2 separate regions of the Homo sapiens genome follow, and region 1 is linked to region 2. The links are chromatin contacts, found by Hi-C or POLR2A ChIA-PET in ENCODE. All regions are on one chromosome and are shown on one strand. Each heading gives the region's core, a stretch centred on a gene start or an enhancer-like site at or near the end of the contact. The rest is flanking DNA. Distances are from core to core; before and after follow the strand shown. Region 1 has its middle 31 kb from the start of MARCKS. Region 2 overlaps LOC124901379 (a long non-coding RNA gene).

Evidence for each region. Hi-C counts contacts between places; a loop is a spot of excess contacts on that map. ChIA-PET counts read pairs that join two places held with the same protein, here RNA polymerase II (POLR2A). Pooled maps may share reads with other maps.
Region 1: a loop to region 2 is called in a map of sigmoid colon, with 2.3 times the contacts of the local background. The contact joins two enhancer-like sites. A Hi-C loop is called at or near these places in 1 of 168 maps with a recorded cell type or tissue (sigmoid colon) and 4 of 50 pooled maps. POLR2A ChIA-PET finds 5 or more read pairs at or near these places in 1 of 52 experiments (OCI-LY7).

The regions. Positions count from the first base shown.
Region 1 is chr6:113,823,040-113,829,009 of GRCh38, forward strand. No RefSeq gene overlaps it. Among named protein-coding and RNA genes, the nearest start is that of MARCKS, 31 kb to the right of the region's middle. Within about 2 kb of position 2,937, at least 12 of the 41 ENCODE cell types and tissues checked have a DNase peak (open chromatin) inside an H3K27ac peak, as active enhancers do; they include sigmoid colon, where a contact is called at or near this core.
Region 2 is chr6:113,562,285-113,568,206 of GRCh38, forward strand. All of the region lies in intron 1 of LOC124901379 (a long non-coding RNA gene), which reads right to left. Among named protein-coding and RNA genes, the nearest start is that of LINC02541, 85 kb to the right of the region's middle. RefSeq lists enhancers at 1,796-2,560, 2,561-3,324. Within about 2 kb of position 2,512, at least 20 of the 41 ENCODE cell types and tissues checked have a DNase peak (open chromatin) inside an H3K27ac peak, as active enhancers do; they include sigmoid colon, where a contact is called at or near this core.

The sequences.
Region 1 (5,970 bases), core at 1,687-4,186, 260 kb after region 2:
TGTATTTAAAAAACAAAAAAGAAGAAGAATCCGGAGATGAGACAGGAAAAATTAATGGAAACAGAAGCAGGAAAAAAAAAAATGCCAAGACAGATCAGATTAAAAGAAAGATTTTAAACAGTTTTTTATAAATCAATGTTTAATATTTGTTTTCACACATCTTCTATAAAATCTGAAATATATCATTCTAGAAGTTTATTATGATTTTAAGCTAATGAATTGCCCATGTTAAAAATGAGAAAAGAAGCCAGGCACGGTGCCTCACGCTTGTAGTCCCGGCACTTTGGGAGGCCGAGGTGGGTGGATCACCTGAGGTCAAGAGATCGAGACCATCCTGGCCAACATGGTGAAACCCCGTCTCTACTAAAAATACAAAAATTAGCTGGGCATGGTGGTGCGCACCTGTAGTCTTAGCTACTTGGGAGGCTGAGGCAAGAGAATCACTTGAACCTGGCAGGTGGATGTTGCAGTGAGCCAAGATCGTGCCACTGCACTCCAGCCTGGCAACAGAGTGACACTCCATCTCAAAAAAAAAGAGAGAGAGAGAGAAAAGAGAATTCTGAGGTAAATTGATCTTTTGAGAAAACATCTGCAATTGCAGTTACATTAATCACAAAACAAAAGCATAATAGTAATTTAACTTATGTTGAAGACTTCTGAAGTCGAAGCATGCAAATCACATACCAATTTTACTGCTCTTCAGAATCACATACTAATCTATTTGGGTAGCTGAGCCCCACAATTCAAAAGTCTTAAACATTAAAATCCAAGATCTTTTCTGCTCTGCAGTAAAATGATTCCAGTGCTTAATATGCTCCAGCTCTCACTTGCTGAGTGGATCATGTTAGCTATACAAATGGCTTCTGCAGGACTAAATGTGACTGGCGAGGAAACAGCCATTGAAAAGCATCCCCTGAATGACTTGGGAACACAAAAAGCCATCACACTCAGGATAAAATAGAGATCCCAAAGTCTAGCATCAGAAAATTGGTTACTTCTCAAAAGTATTTTTATTTTTTTAAGCTTTACCCAACAAGAGAAGGCAGCAGGAAACAAATCCTTTCAAATATACAAACTTCTATTGTATCTAATAAACAAAGAGTCTTTAGTCTTCCTTAATCCCTAGGGCTATCCCAGACACACACACACACACAAAAAGTATCAAATTTTTAGTTGTTCCCAAAAGTGATCTTTTCTCCCCAAAAATGTTTACTTACTGACAATTTATAAATCAGATGGCAAAAGTGTTTATAGGAGGAGAGAGCATCACGGGGCGATCCATCTCTGGCAAGAAGTTTCATTTCATAAGACACCCATGATTCAAGCAGACGTGATCAATCACCCCCCAAGAACAGACACCATGACCCATTCACTCCTGACAGACCATACTCTTTATAGCCTCTGTTCCATAGCACTTTGGATGTCTGCTAAATTGTTATTTGTTACAAAGCATGCTTTTGCTATGACAGATTCCTCCAACTCCTTCTCCCTGCTGAGCCCATGGAATCACAGCTGTGTTGTACCACAAGTGCAGTGTTGTCAAATCTTAGCTTTGTTTAATTATTCAAGTTGGTTCCACCACAGAATTAAACTGCCTGGAGGTATTATGGGATTTCAGCACAAACAACACACATGACCACATAGATGCCAACCGTTGCCAAGTATCTACGTGGACTCCACTTCTCACTCACAGTGGTAACTAACAGCACACCCTCAGTAACCAGGAGCAGGACTAGATGGAACAGTTTAATCAAAGACAGTTTGCCTCCAAACTGTATCGCAGTCCTTCAGGCTGGGAGTCCTTGCATGCTCAAGGCCAGCATAAATCAGTCCAGCCTAGAAGATACCTCCTCAAAACTTAGGTTCTGGCCAACCTACAAACTCTAGTTCAAGATTGTAGTTTTCCAAATTTAACAGAAATGTCAGAATTAATTGTGTTCTCTCAGATTTACCTTTTCCGTATTCTCCTCCAAAGTATTTCAAAAGGCATGGAGAAGTGTTTATACATGAGCTAGATGTTGCCCAGTACTCTAGTGGAATTACGTCAAGAATAACTTGGAGTGTGTATTGTTTTTCATCTCATGAAATAAAAAAAAAAATAGGATATTAGGACAGGAAGGATACTTTTCTTTTTGTTTCTTTGTTGGTTTGTTTTGAGTTGTTGTTGTTTTTGTTTGAGACAGAGTCTCACTCTGTGGCCCAGGCTAGAGTGCAGTGGTGCGATCTCAGCTCACTGCAACCTCCCCCTCCCGGGTTCAAGCAATTCTCGTGCCTCAGCCTCCCGAGTAGCTGGGACTACAGGTGTGCACTAGCACGCCCGGCTAATTTTTGTAGTTTTAGTAGATGGGATTTTGCCATGTTGGTCACGCTGGTCTCGAACTCCTGGCCTCATGTGATCCACCCACCTCCGCCTCCCAAATTGCTAGGGTTGCAAGTGTGAGCCACCACGCCCAGCCAGGAAAGAGATTTTAGAGATCTAGTTAGAGCCCCTCATTTTGCAAAGAGGAAATGAAGGTCCAGGGTGATAGAGTCCCAGTAGCAGATCTCTGACTGCCTCTGAGTCTGGGGCTCTCCCACTGTGCCACACCTCCTCCAGCCACTGAAGGGAGACTAAAGGAGGCCTATTTTCTGCTCTCCACTCTCCTCTCTTTCTCTGCACCTAAGCAGGGGTGACTGTCTCTCCCTTGAAGGAAGAAAAGACTTAAATATGCAATCTTTCTGCTGTGTTCCTGTGTAAACTGTGGCCAGAGTGAGGAGAAGGAGGGGCAACTTTGGGAAAGTCATATTTATAGGGCAGAGTGCCTCCCCAATCCCCTACAACATCCTGGTGCCTCAATGTCTATGAGCTGAAAAATCAGCGCATAGAAAGAGACTCTTCTTGGCCACCATGTAATGAGGAGTGCAGCTGCACTGGCGACCGCACAATTCCCAGGAGCAACCGGGCAACGCTCCAGCTCCTCTGAGAACTGCTGGGCTGGCAGAGACAGGGCCCTGACTTTTTCCCTCCACACTTGGAAACATGCATTACTTGAGCTCTCCCATGCTGGGAGGGGAGAAGCAGATTAAGCTACAGAAGTTGAACCAGAAGGTACTCTTTTACAAGGCTCAGCCATCATTTCTCAGTGCTGGGCTAATTTACAGAGAAACATGGAGAAAAAGATAAATAGAGGTTTTGGAGTAATGTGCACTCCTAATATGTCAAGGATTTGTAGCTTTATCTAGTTCCTTCTCACCCAACTTAAACTTAGATTTCTTAAAATTTTAAGGGACCTGAGAAATCAGCAAGCACAAAATAGCAATTAACTAAGACTTCCTATCTGTAATGGGCTTAAAGCCTTTCAACCTATCATCAGATGAAAAAATATATATAAATTTTAGTTTGGTAACTTGTAGTAATAAATTATTTTCTAGGAGAAAGGGAAGATTGAGGCTATTACCTAAAAATTTCACTTGTCTGTGAATTTTACACCTAAGTGTTCTCTTTGTATCTCGTTAGCACAAGTAACATAGGGTTGCATATGGGTCTAAGTAGCTTTCCAGAAAAATGACTCATAAAATGCAGATTATGTACCAGGTGCTTCACATGCAAAGCCAGATAACAAAAACAAATAGGACTTCGTCCTACCTTCAAGGAGCTTATAACAGAGAAATTACAACAAAGGAAGTAAGTGGACAACTCTTTTTCATCATTTCATCTATATGTTTTTACTTTCATCTATATGTTTTCATCATTTCATCTATATGTTTTTCCTTTTTATTTATTTATTTAGACACAGAGTCTCACTCTGTCATCCAGGGTAGAGTACAGTGGCATGATCATAGCTCACTGCAACCTCAAACTCTTGGGCTCAAGCAATCCTCCTGCCTCAGCCCCCTGAGTAACTAGAGCTACAGGCATGCACCACATGCCTGGCTAACTTTTTGATTATATTTTTGTAGAGATAGGTCTTTACTATGTTGTCCAGGCTGGTGTCAAACTCCTGGCCTCAAGCGATCCTCCTGCCTTGGCCTCCCAAAATGCTGGTATTACAAGTGTGAGCTAACATGTAGGCCTTGTATTTACTTTCTAACCTCTGATCTCCCTTCTAAGCTCCAGTCTTGAACATTCAACAAACTGGTTAGCGCCTGCCTCCTCTGCACCCAAACATTCCATCATTGCATTTTCAACCTGAAAATGCCTAAAACTGAATGCATTATTTTTCCTCCAAAATTGATTTTCCACCATTTATCAATGGTATCACAATTTTTAACATAATCTAAACACAAGACCTAGAAATGGGTTTTTATTTACCCCTTTCCTTATCCTCAAACTCAATTGCAATGTCTTATTGGTCATCTCTTTATAATCTGAGGATTCCACTCTCCTGCTCTAGTTTCTCTGCCTTACACCTTTATATCTGTTCCAAGATATTCACATACTCTTGCACAAGTAACTAATTCTTCTGATTTTTTCTGCCTCCAAGCTCTCTCACCAACTCACATGCCATCACCTGAGAAATCTCTTGAAAATGTCTCTTTGATATGGCACTCAACTGCTCAAAAAATTTTTGTATCTAATCTTTGCTTATAGAAGAGCCTAATCATCTTAGTTTGGTATTTGCAACATCCCTTCCTCTAGTTTACTGTCCATCATCATCACTCCTGGTTTCCCAAAGATATATTCTTTCCTATGGGCACCAGTTGCTAATATTTTTTCTCTACCTGGAATGACTTCACCCCACCTCTCCCATGACCACTGGATTAGCCCATTTTCACACTGCTATAAAGAAACACCCAAGACTGGGTAATTTATAAAGGAAAGGGGTTTAATTGACTCATAGTTCCGCATGGCTGGGGAGGCTTCAGGAAACTTACAGTCATGGAGGAAGGGGAAGAGGCACATCTTACATGATGGCAGGTGAGAGAGAGCAAGCAAGAGCAGGAAAAACTGCCATATAAAACCATCAGATGTTGTGAGAACTCACTCACTATCATGAGAACAGCATGGGGTAAAACACCCCCATGATCCAATCACCTCCCACCTGTTCCATCCCTTGACACGTGGGGATTATGGGGATTATAATTTGAGGTGAAATTTGGGTGGAGACACAGAGCCAAACCATATCAACCACCCTACTTCCAAGTGCTTTTCCCTGATCAATTCATCTCTTCATTCCCAGAGCACTTTTTAATGTCTACCACCCATATGCCCATATGTCATTATATATTGTGTTACATTATTGTTATTTTTGTATCTGTCTTCCATTCTATATTTATTATCTGTAAAATACAAGGGGATGGTGTAGACAGTTTAAAGGTTTTAAGATAATAAAACTTATAGTATGGGAAATAAAACATGTACACAAATAACATTATATGTATCAGCACATGATAAGTATTGTAAGAAAGTTAGAAAGCAGTGAAGCCAAGGAAAGAAGATTACCTGCAACTGAGTACCAGAGAAAAAAATTGTGGAAAAGGCAGCATTTGCAACCTTATGTTTGGATAACATTCTATGTCTTAGACGTATTAGATTCTCCAGGAATACAAATTGATTGGCTAAATCACAATAAATGAATTAATGAATGATAAAAATGGACACAAAGAAACAATGTAAGTTATCAAAAGTCATTCACTAACTTAATGACAAAGATTACAGAAGTTTATAGAATAATGCATTCCATTTTAGGCATTTTCAGGTTGAAAATACAATTGAATGTTTGGATGCAGAAGATGCAGGCAGAAAACAGTTTGTTAAATGTTCAGAACTGGAGCTTAGTCCTGATAGGAGTCCCCATGAACCATTTTCAATCCAAATAGACATTCCCAGCTTTAATTTTTCCTGCAATCTTCAAGTCTTCTCAGATCCTGTATCATGATCTACCAGAGTTGTGTGATATTGTGTTGCTCTAGAGGTGGGCAGTGTCTGAGAGCCAATAGAGTGATGGGCACCGATCCTCCTTTTCAGTGCCTATAACTCCAAGCTGCTCC
Region 2 (5,922 bases), core at 1,262-3,761:
AATGGAAACATATGATGGAATATTTAAAATAAGGATTGCCCTAGATTGGGGGATGGGGTGGGGGAAAGAGCAATTAGGACACCATGGTTGTGGCAAACACAAGATTAGGAGAGTTTGAATGGGTGGGGAAGTGAGAATGATTGTAGTAAAGTTTCCTGAGAAGGGAGAGCTGTCAAACTTTCAGGGTGAATAATATAGAGCCATTTTTGCATAAGGATAAATAGTAATCTCATCAGGGTCCAGAGTAGGGTGCAGCAAGGGAGGCACACAGGAGGAAGCAGCTAATAAAATACTCTACAGGTGATTCTCATGCTGGGCTGCCTTCATAAACGGCTCGTCCCAGGTGCCTCCCTCTACCACCCTAGACCCGGCCTGCCTCTCTTAACCTTCAGTAGTTCTTAAGGGAATCACTATGTTACAGTATTGCATAATAACTAATGTGCATAATTATTATTCTGAACCATGGAAGCACTAAATCACTTCAATAATTCAACCTAATAAGTCAGGGAAATGCACTTAAAAGTTTTAAGTAATTTAAATGTTAAGTTTGGACAAACAGAGCATTAAGCTTACATTCTCCGAAATAATCCAGTTCAACCAGAATGCTTCATACCTGATGATGCTTCATGACGTTCTGAAAATGACTGCACACTACTCTTTGCACATTACATGTGAACATACCTTTCCCCCTGTTCGAAAACTGCCTCTGATAGCCAGAGTCAGGCTCCTACAGCCACCACTGCATTCCTCGTGCCTGCCACCTTCATCCTTCTCTGATGGGTCAGAGCAGTCACCCAACACCAACCCAACCTAGGCCTACCAAAATCAACCTTCAGAGAATTTGAAATTTAGATACAGAGGTCACCAGAATGTCAGCACATTTATCATCAAGTTGTGGAGACTAAAGACCACCCATTCCTGCAGTTTGTGAGACTGGCACTTCCTTTCTAGTGTTGGCTGTTCACCTCTTAGTCCATAGGAGAGAGAAGCAACTTTCCCATAAATCTCTCTTTTGGTTTAACTTTACCAATATTCTGTTCCTTGTAACTCCCAATGCTGAAACAAACACAGACTCCTACCCCATGGCAGGAATTGTGCTACCTGCTGGGGTAATGAAGATAGATATATTAATAATAGTTTCCGCCTTCAAAAATCTCACAGAGCATCAATAGTAAATGTGGTCTTACTCTCACTTATTTGATTAATCCATAATTAATATATTTGAGCACATGTCTTTTCTCCTATGAGGAACACTGTTCATGCAGTTTGACACTGGAAATTCTGGCAAGACAGAGCGTTTATCAAGCTTTGTGGTTATGTGTATTAAATACAGACCTTTTAACTGCTACTGGTAACTTGTTTTTAACTATAGGATATAATCTCCTGATGTTATATTTAAAATATCATTTGATCCAGTAAAATTTAAATACCAATTAGAGACATTTTAGAAAAAAAAAAATTCTTTTGTTTGTTTTTGAGACAGGGTCTCACTCAGTCCCCCAGGCTGGAGTGCAGTGGTGTGATCATGGCTCACTGCAGCCTCAACCTCCTGGGCTCAAGTGATCCTCACACCTCAGCCTCCGAGTAGCTGGTACTGAAGGTGCTCACCACCATGCTTAGCTAATTTTTTAAAAAAAATTTTTAGAGACAATGTCTTGCCATGTTGCCCAGGCCAGTCTGAAACTCGTGGCCTCAAACAGTTCTCCACCTCAGCCTCCCAAAGTGCTGAGATTACAGCCACTGAGCCTGGCTAAAAAATATATATATATATATATTTTTATATATACATGTATATATATAATTTTTATATATACATGTATATATTACATGTATATATATATTTTTATATATACATGTATATATATTTTTATATATACATATATTTATATATACATATATATTTACATATATATACGAGAAAAAAAGTAACAAATTTCCCAGATAGTTAACAAGAAAGGAAGGAAATACTTTAAAAGTAAAACTTAAGATTTAAGTGATTTTTTTTTTTGCACTTTGAAAATACATCTTGCTTTAAACACACAAAATCTTAGCAGCTGGAAGCCTGTTATGTGTTTAATTAAATGGCCCACACATGTGTTTGTAATGCACAGCACTGTGGTCTGTGAACGGAATCCTGGAATCCCCGGGGTGTATGGTCAGCCTTTTGCCTCACTGAACTCTCCTCTGGAGGCCATGGGAAACAGGGTACTTGTTTGAGTTTTCTCCTCGGGTCCACATTTCCTCTATCGACTACTGCTGTGTAAACAGACTCATGTTCAAAAGGTGCTGGGCTCCATTGACCTAATCCACTCTGAAGTGCCAGATCTGTCCACACGTCCTCGGGATTAGGCCAGCATGGCCAGCTCACCCTGACTTTGCCTAAGGGATGGTGCAGTGGACTTGGACCTCCCCCAAGCCAGGTTCATCTGATTGGTTTCCCTTTTGCGCTCTTCTTCCCCTGGGAGAGGATATCCTCAGCATGGACTGGGGCCCACAGAGCATGGAAGCTGAAACACCGATTCTTCCTCAATGAGCTGAAGTTCTCCAGATGGCAGCAAGCGCTCGTCATGCAAATTCTTGGCAGCAGGGAGCCTGTCAAGTGGCTACTGCTGCTTATTGTTACCAACACTCCCCCACCCCCTCCACACAAATGCAGAAGAAACACCATCTGTCGCCTGTGGGGCTGAGCGGTTCTTTCCAAGTCCCTTCTAGTCAGTGCCGCTCAGCAGCCCTGCGCTGTGCGCACGGTCCAAACAGGAGTTGCCTCTCCTTGAGCCAGGGAGGACCCCGTCCGGTGCTGGCAGTTCTCTTCTTCCACGCCTCCTGGGCCTGGCCCCTCATCCAGGGCCGAGCCGGGGCGTTTTGCTAGCAGATTTCTCATAAGATAGTTATGTAACAAGAATAGGAAAACGATTGTGTTTCTCCCTTTAGATTCTGGGAAAGAAACAAGATGAACTGAGTTAGCAACGTGTCTCCATCACTAGTGAGAAATGTGAATAGAAGATAACTGGTTAAGGAGCACACTCCGGATGTGAAAAGCACAGCCTTGAAGTTAAAAGGTCGCCCATAACATCAGCGTGATTTCGGGTTTGTGTTCTCTTCTCTCCCACTGATGTTATGTCTCCTGATTAATGATGAACTCTCATAAGACCTAAAAACGTTCTGTACAAACGAAAGCTGTCGCCAAAAGACTCTAAGCTCTGGAGAAGGCTCAATATCTTGTCCATCTTTGAACTCCGAGACCATCCGTGCAGTCATTCAATAACTATTTTTTCTTGTTGTTGCTGTTGGATTTTTGTGGGATAGTTATATATACAAATACAAATGCAAGCAATAATAATATGCCATGTCATATCTGCGTTTTTAATGTTTTCTTTTTAACCCCAGAAAGTTGTTCATATGCCTCACCTCAGGTCATTCTATCTTCCTTTATCTGTGCAAATCTCCCATTTTATTTTTTAAAACATTTAGTATTAATTCCCCATAGACATAGACATCCCTAAAATGTAATCTCTGCCTTTCAAATCTACCTTTCATACATTTCCTTAGATGGATATTCCTGAAAAATATTCTACATTTGTCTTTTACATGTGTTTATTTTAATGTACATAGATTGAACTGTGATTGTATCAGTCCTGACTTTTTCACCATTCTTATCCTTTGAGGTCTATTCCATTGTCATTCTTCCTCACACAGATGTTACTTTCCCATGAAGCGTCTCGTTCTATTCCATTTTTTACTCCATGACTTGCATTAATGGGTAAATTTGAGAAGAATGGCTGGGCATGCTCTTCTCTGTCTTCCCCTTCTTCTTCATGGGTCCTGGCGACTTTCAGAGAGTCCACTTTTTCTCCTGCTTAGATGTGGCGCCCCATGTGGGCACCTGGCCCAAGGTGGAGATTCTGTCTACTCTGGTTTTCAGTGTTCGGGTCCTTTTTCACCCACACTAAACATCTTCGAATGCTATGTTATCAACAATAAAAGCAATATTTAGATCTCCATTCATTTTTGCTTTTATTTCTTAATTTGTTCAGAATCCAGATAAGGAAGATAATTATCCTTTGTTGGTAGTCTTCTGGGAGACCCCAGGAGTCTTTAGTCAACTAGGTTTCATGGTTTGCATTTACACATGATATTTACATATTCCACTGGTGATAAACACATACAATTGCCTCCTCCCCTTTGCTGACAGGACTAGCACTGTGGTAACCAAGTCTGCCTGTGGACGTGGGGGGGAGATTCTCTGGAGTGTACACCAGGAGGAGGATTGTTGGATCACAGTTACATGAATATTTAATTTTACTAAATACTGCCATATTACTGCCCATAGTGACTGCATCATCCTTACCTCCAACAACAGTTGATATTATGAGCAGTGGATATTCTGAAGCTACCTCACTTTTGCCAGCCTGATAATGGTAGCTCATGACTGTTCAAATTAGTAAACATTGGTCGGTGAGGTGGCTTACACCTGTAATCCCAGCACTTTAGGAGGCCGAGGTAGGCTGATCACTTGAGGTAAGGCGTTTGAGACCAGCCTGGCCAACATGGTGAAACCCTGTCTCTACTAAAAATACAAAAATTAGCCGAGCGTGGTGGCATGCACCTGTAATCCCAGCTACTCAGGAGTCTGAGGTGGAAGAATTGCTTGAACACGGGAAGCGGAGGTTGCAGTGTGCTGAGATTGTACCTCGGTGCTCCAGCCTGGGCAACAGAGCAAGACCCTGTCTCAAAAAAATAAATGCATAAATATATTAGGAAGCACCTGCTCATATGCTTGTTAACTATTTGATTCCCACCCTAAGCTTTTGTGAATTATTATTCATGTATTTTGTCCATATTTTATTTGGTTTACAGTCTTTCTTGCTTATTTTCCAAAAACCAATTATACATTTATGTGTATGTAAGATAATTTCTTGTTAGTTTTCACATTATAAATACCTTCCTTCAATCTATATCTGCCTATTAACTTTGGTTATGTAGTCCTTTGTTAAACAGAATGTTTATATTTGGATATTGCAAAACACATTCATTTTTCTTCTTCTCATTTGTGCTTTGGGTTTCTGTTGGAGCTTCCTCCACATGAGATCACAAAGATAAATTTCTCTATTTCTTCCATAACAGCTTTAGATTTTCGCCTTTCAACTTTAGCCCTTTAATCTAATTTAAATGGATTTCTTTTTCTTTTTTCTTCTTTTCTTTTTATATATGCTATGATGTATGAATTCCCAATTTATTTTTCTTCATATGGTGACCCAATTAATCTATTCCTTAATAAGGAATCCACTCTTTCCTTGCTAACTTCTTCTCTTTTCTTCCTTTTTTCTTTTTTCGAGATGGTTTCTTACTCAGTCTACCCAGGCTGGAATGCAGTGGCACGACCATAGCTCACTGCAGCCTTGCTCTCCTAGGTTCAAGCCATCCTCCCATTTCAGCCTCCTGAGTAGCTGGGACTAGAGGAATGCACCACCACACCTGGCTGCTTTTTTAATTTTTTTTTTTTATAGAAATGGTATCTCGCTATGTTGTCCAGGCTGATCCCAAAGTCTTGGCCTCAAGCAGAATCCTCTTGCCTTAGCCTCCCAAAGTGCTGGGATTACAGGCATGAGCCACTACTCCTAGTCCCTTGCTATTTGTGATTATCATCTCAATCTCATGTATTATTTTCTCTACTCTCTGGACTCTATTCTATTCTATTATCTACCCGTGTGTTCCTGTGCCGGTACCACATGTTTAAACAATAGTTTTTTAAATGTCTTAATTTCTGTTTGGGTAAGTCTCTCTTGGCTCTTTTTAAAAAACATTTTAACTATTCATGGGCCTTTATCTTTCTACATAAATTTTAGAATCAATTTTTTAAGTTACTCAAAAGTTCTGCTGGGATTTTGACTGGATTTGTTAGAATTAATAAATTAAGTAATG